2 separate regions of the Homo sapiens genome follow, and region 1 is linked to region 2. A link is an interaction called in ENCODE POLR2A ChIA-PET data of the cell type or tissue named here. Cell type or tissue: CD4-positive, alpha-beta T cell. All regions are shown on one strand. Each heading gives the region's core, and the rest is flanking DNA. Links, peaks and the distances in the headings are about the cores only. Region 1 overlaps WDR64 (WD repeat domain 64). Region 2 overlaps KMO (kynurenine 3-monooxygenase).

What was found. ChIA-PET counts read pairs that join two places held together with the same protein. Peaks named below come from ENCODE experiments on the same cell type or tissue, not always from the same donor. Only the 100,000 strongest peaks of a DNase experiment are listed, where the experiment ranks them.
Region 1: POLR2A ChIA-PET joins it to region 2 with 5 read pairs; 3 of 35 experiments call an interaction of 5 or more read pairs at or near these places.

What each region holds. Positions count from the first base shown.
Region 1 is chr1:241,676,040-241,678,859 of GRCh38, forward strand. It overlaps WDR64 (WD repeat domain 64), which reads left to right. Exons shown (of 28, transcript NM_001367482.1): 5 at 2,148-2,177. It overlaps LOC124904603 (a long non-coding RNA gene), which reads right to left. Exons shown (of 3, transcript XR_007067055.1): 2 at 1,264-1,461. Among named protein-coding and RNA genes, the nearest start is that of WDR64, 25 kb to the left of the region's middle. In CD4-positive, alpha-beta T cell, for the core only: no CTCF peak of the experiment used is centred there; a DNase peak (open chromatin) is centred at 1,332; H3K4me3 peaks cover 850 bases; H3K27ac peaks cover 1,418 bases.
Region 2 is chr1:241,550,836-241,553,655 of GRCh38, forward strand. It overlaps KMO (kynurenine 3-monooxygenase), which reads left to right. Exons shown (of 15, transcript NM_003679.5): 4 at 120-209. Among named protein-coding and RNA genes, the nearest start is that of KMO, 20 kb to the left of the region's middle. In CD4-positive, alpha-beta T cell, for the core only: no CTCF peak of the experiment used is centred there; DNase peaks (open chromatin) are centred at 1,096 and 1,356; H3K4me3 peaks cover 953 bases; H3K27ac peaks cover 812 bases.

The sequences.
Region 1 (2,820 bases), core at 270-2,769, 130 kb after region 2:
GAAATAATCATTATGTGATTAAAATTTTATCATAATTTTCAGTTCTTCAGTAATCTCCAGCTCAGGAAATCTTTCAGAAGTTGAAGTCACAGACAGCCAGATTCTGTCAGAGGAGGGGGCTGTGTGGGCCCTGGAGGTGGTGCAGTGAGGGATGCAGAGTGTGGGCGTGGAGTCTGGGCTCCAGCCTCGCACTAACACTTACAGCTGTGCGTGTTATTTAATATCTGCATGCCCTGGTTCCTCATCCCGAATCATAGACCTTCTTTCTTGCTGTTTAAGTGAGTTAATACTCATGAAGTGCTTAGCATCATTAGAGTTCCTCAGCAAATATTGGCCATTGCTATAATAAACAAATAATGTGAAAACAAAAATGAATTTGCCTCATTTATATATAAAAACCTTCTTGATCTTTTTCTCTTGGTGCATTATTCCCCTTCTCTTTTGTTACCTTTATTACCTCAAAAACAGAACTAAGATGGTATCTAGAAAATAATAGGAGAAGGAAAATAATTATGTGCATACTAAAACATTCAGAATGATGTGAAATAAGTCAGGCGGCATTATCACATTTCCAGAGATGCTTTACAAACATGCACATACACACAAAAGCTTACAGATGGGCACGTGTATACTCACAAACGTGCAAACACATATGTTTTTTATAAGATAATGTAACTGGAGGAAAAAATGGCTAAAAAATTAATGGTTTTTTTTTTTTTTTTTTGTAGAAACAGGGTCTCGCTGTGTTGTCCAGACTAGTCTTGAACTCATGGTCTCAAGCCATCCTCCCACCTCATGGCCTCCCAAATTGCTGGGATTACAGGAGTGAGCCATGCCCAGCCCAAAATTAATTATTTTAAGATTTAATACAGCAGGAATAATATTGTTTTGATTGTTGCAAGCCTTACAAATATGACACATCATGTGAAAAAAGTTAAGCTGGAAGTGTAGGTCACAGGAGTAATTTATTCAAAGGTAGCCATTAACAACTCAAAATATCTTGGATTAATTCATAATTTAGGCTCTATCTGAAGTACAATAAATATAGTTCAGGATTTTCTTGGTGATATAAACATTAAATGCTATTAATAAAAGTAAATTTTTAGTATCTTACCAAAGTAAGAAATTAAAAATTCAAAATATATCTGTAAGGATTATGAAACTTTTAAAGAAGCTGAGAGGACTTTAAACAGGTGACTTCCATTAAAGATATATATAGAGAAAGAGAAACAGAAACCACAGGTGTTCTGTTCTGCTACTCACCGGTTTTCTTACAGCGATGTATTTTTTCCACCTAGAAGTCAGTCCCGGGTTAGAAAAGCCTTTTTGAACTCTTCAGATGAAAGACAGTCTGTGGGTAGCCATGACTAACAGCTTTAGTGATCTCTCTGATCTACTTTCTCTATTTCACATAATCCGTTTCTTCTGGGCCGCTGTTTCCTAGATACTTCTCAAGGCCATCTGAGCATGTAAAAGAAACAAGGTCAGTGAAATACTTCAACTACTTGCCTTCATCTTGGGAGCAATTTCCATGCCACAAGAGTATGAAAGGCTGCTCATATATACAGTAGCTCTCTGCATGGGATAAATCTGTGGTTCTTAACTGGTATAGTACCCAATGCATGATATTCACTCAATAGGTGCTTACTGAATAAAAGAGGAGGCCCACTGGGTAAAATGTTCTTTTAAGTCTCAACTTGGAGAGATAACTTTAAACAAAACAATGGTAGTTTTTCTCCATCACTCTATTAAATATTGATCTATTTAGCATTCATGTAACTACTCTTGCCATTGCTGTTAGATTATTTTGCATTCCTATTTTTTTGGCATCAAATGTTGCTCCAAACAACTAAAAAAAATATGATGTAGTTTGCATAAAGAAGGAAGACAATGATTAGTGAAGTGTTAACAGCACAGTCACCAGGTTTAACAATGAGCCACAGAGGTATAAGCCTTGCTCACAGCAAACAGTGTGCATTATTCCACAGAGCTAGATGTTTCAGAAGGAGAAACAGGGAGGAGACTTATGGAAGGCAGAATGACAACTGAGATTAAACCAAGAAGATACTGTGTTGTTTTAGAGTCAGCATTCTCATCTTTAATGGTAGTGCCAACTAGGTTTCATTATTCTCTTCCTTTGTTCATAGATGAGAGTTCAGACCAGCACCAATGTTACAGTAAGTACACTTTAAAAATTCCTAATTAAGTCAAAGTTAGGGCTATGATGATGTTTCCTTCACAATTAATTAAAATCTCAATGAAGTACTGAATAGGCTCTGGGTATATGTTTCATATATTATAAATTTATGTTTACTGACTAGGATCAAACCTAAGCCTTGAGCAACAGCAAAGAGGACCCAGGTCTTGCTTTCCGGAGTTAAACTGACTGCAGAGAATTGCTTGGAAACTGGTTACTCCTTGGAAGCTTCAATTTAAAAGCTTCTGAGTTTTTCTGAGCATCTGCTGTTGGAGAATGTAAAGAATGGACACAACCTAAGTTGTAAGAATAAGGAGGTGGCCCATGGAAATAGTTAGAAAATATTTTTATTTTAAAGTTGAAAATAACATTAAAAGTTTGAGTACAATTTTGTGATTTATTTAATCCACATCATTAATCGGAATAGTAATTGCAGCAGATGTTGTAAAGCTACAGTGACTTGCTTGCAGAATCTCATTATGGATTTACGAGAGCTGGGAGAATGCTGGACTTTTTCATTGCTTGCATGCACTGAATACCCTGAACTACAAAGAAGGGTGCCATGCTGCCTGGCAAAGGAGTCTGGATTCTCTGTAAACTTCTGAACCTCCATTTCTTAAACT
Region 2 (2,820 bases), core at 210-2,709:
TCACAATTTTTAAAATTTCTTGGAGAATATATGAAATTACATTTAAAAATCAACTTCTATCTTTCTTGCATAATGCCATGTTACTGTCATTGAAGTCAATATTTCTGGTTTCATTTCAGATTGTATCCCAAGGTATTCCCATGAGAGCAAGAATGATCCACTCTCTTTCAGGAAAAAAGTCTGCAATTCCCTATGGGACAAAGTCTCAGGTAGGTTTACCCCGGAGATCATTGTGCATTGATTATAAGGAAGTCAAAGTCTGGAACTTGCCTCTTGTTTGATGGCCCCTCTCTCTCCAGCCCTATCTCTGACATTGCTTGGCTCAGTCTAGACCCCAGGAATACAGATACTAGTTGGCAAGTTTATTCAGAGGAGATGCTCAAAACAAGCCCCAGCCCAGAATAAACATTCAGGAAGAATTAGCTGTTACTGCTCTTATTGTGTCATTTCTTGCCTTTGCGCTGCCCTGCTACCTGGGACAGCCTTTCCTTCTTTTCTCCTTTTCAATTAGGTAGAGAAGATGACTATCTTATTTGTCGTCAAGCATAATGTACAAGAACAATCTAGAAGGTTTCATGATGTTGTTGCCCTTCCCTAACTCACCCTCTTGCTCAAAATTGGGCTTATAATAGAATGTATGGAATGATCCAGAAATGCTTTGAGTACTACATGATTTCTAAAAGAACAGAGGCCAGATGAAGATGGAGAGTTTATGAAAGGAGACTCATTATCCTGCTCTGTGCTTTCCCTATCTTTCACACAGTAACACACAGAACAGGGGGAAATATGTATTTGTATTTTATCTAATTAGACCTTCTGATTCTGTTTCTTGAGAGAGAATGAATGCACCAAACATCCATCGACAACAGAAAAACTCCAACTTCCTTTATTTTTATCCAGCCATGCCTCCTTTTATGAAGTGCAGCGTCTGAGTGAGAATTCATATTCTTCTAAGTCTCTGACCCTCAGCAGAGCTCTCATTGAAACTAGACCTGTGCTTCTCATACTCACCCGGGATCCTGTTAAAATGCAGTCTGATTCATTAGGACTGGGGTGGAGGCGGAGGTTCTACGTTTCTAACGAGCTTCCGGGTGTTTACTTCTTTCACTGAGTTGAGAGTGAAATCAACGTAATCGTCTCACTGTTCACTTGTATTAACAAGGAATGTCCTGAGGAAGGCCAAGTCATCATAGCCGCCCCCGCTTCAGAGACTGAACCAGTAATGTATCCATAGATAAGATACGGTTCAAATATCAGAAAAGCTAAATGAGGAGAGGGACTTGGAGATGACACCATCACCCCACCACCTTGTCTGTGTGTGTGTGAGTGTGAGTGTGTGTGAGAGAGAGAGAGAGAGAGAGAGAAAGAGCGTGCATACATTCCCCAAGAGAGTGAAAGCGTTGGTGTGAGTTCCCTTTTTGCGGCCTTCAATGCATTACAAGGAGGAAACGGCCCCTCCCGCATCATTCCTGCTACTTCTCAATTCTTAAGAACTCAGTTTATGCAAAATTTATAGGGGCCCCACATACTTCAGTTTTTCTTTATCGTCACTTTTATATCTCAGTCAAATATGGCGGCCTCCTTGCCCTTTAAGAACTGCATAAAATTGCTTTACCTGGTCAGTTCCACAGCCTGTGGGAGCACAAAGCCATTCCCATGACTCCGGGATTTCTTCACATCCCCGGGAGCCCACCTTCTCTTGGCCTCCTTTGCCTCTTGGTACCCCACTCCCTCTCACCTGGTATTGGCCGTGTACCATGGTGGTCCGGATTTGAAATATATCTCCTCCACCAATTCCCACAGACAACACTCACTCAAAAGATGCATGGGTCTGCTGAAGACCTACGGGTCATGAAGAGACCTCGTTGTGGATGGCACGGGCGATAATTTAGAAATCTCTAATCTGCAAATTTTGACCTCCAAAATCCTTTCTGACTCCCTTCCCTGGCCTCCCTCCTTCAGCTGTTTTTTCTTTTGAACTTTCTCCAATGTGATGTCCAGATTCTTCTTGTCTTGCTGGGTCCTCCCATCTTCTCCCCAAATTGCCCTGGAAACTGTCAAAATATTCTCTAATATACAGAGCAGGTCAGAGCTCCTCAGTTCTTAATCCTAACCTAACCTCTTATGCTCAAAATAGAGAAATGGCTCCCCCTTAGTAGAAAACATTCTCATTTGAAGGTATTGAGAATAGATAAAATAAACTTTTTTTCTAATATGTCTGAGGTAGTCAGTACTACAACTAATGTCTTACAGATCTCCAAAGGATATATCTAACCTTTTTTAGGTTTTACTATTATCTTTTTGGTTACAGAGGCCACTTTATAGCGCTTGACTTGTTTATTCTTATTTATTCTTCATCAGATCAATCTTGTAGAATTAAATATTGGAGAAGTAAGACTTGATGGGAACGACTCAAATATTTGGTTATGATATAATACTGTCCAAAGATATGGAGTAGACTAGAAAGGGACATTCTGGTGTTCCTGCAGGGATGACAAGTCTATCAGTTCCCAGATGACTGATGTGGAAAGAAAATATTTTCCCCATGTAAATTAATCTTCATAATTTGGGCCAAGCACAGTGGCTGACACCTGTAATCCCAGAACTTTGGGAGGCCAAGGTAGGTGGATTGCTTGAGCCCAGGAGTTCAAAACCAGCCTGGGCAACATGGCAAGACCCTGTTTCTATAAAAAAATTTAAAAATTAGCCGGGCATGGTGGCATGGGCCTGTACTCCCAGCAACTTGGGAGACTTAAGGTGGGAAGATCGCTTGAGCCCGGGAGGTTGAGGCTGCAGTGAGCCATGATCACACCACTACAC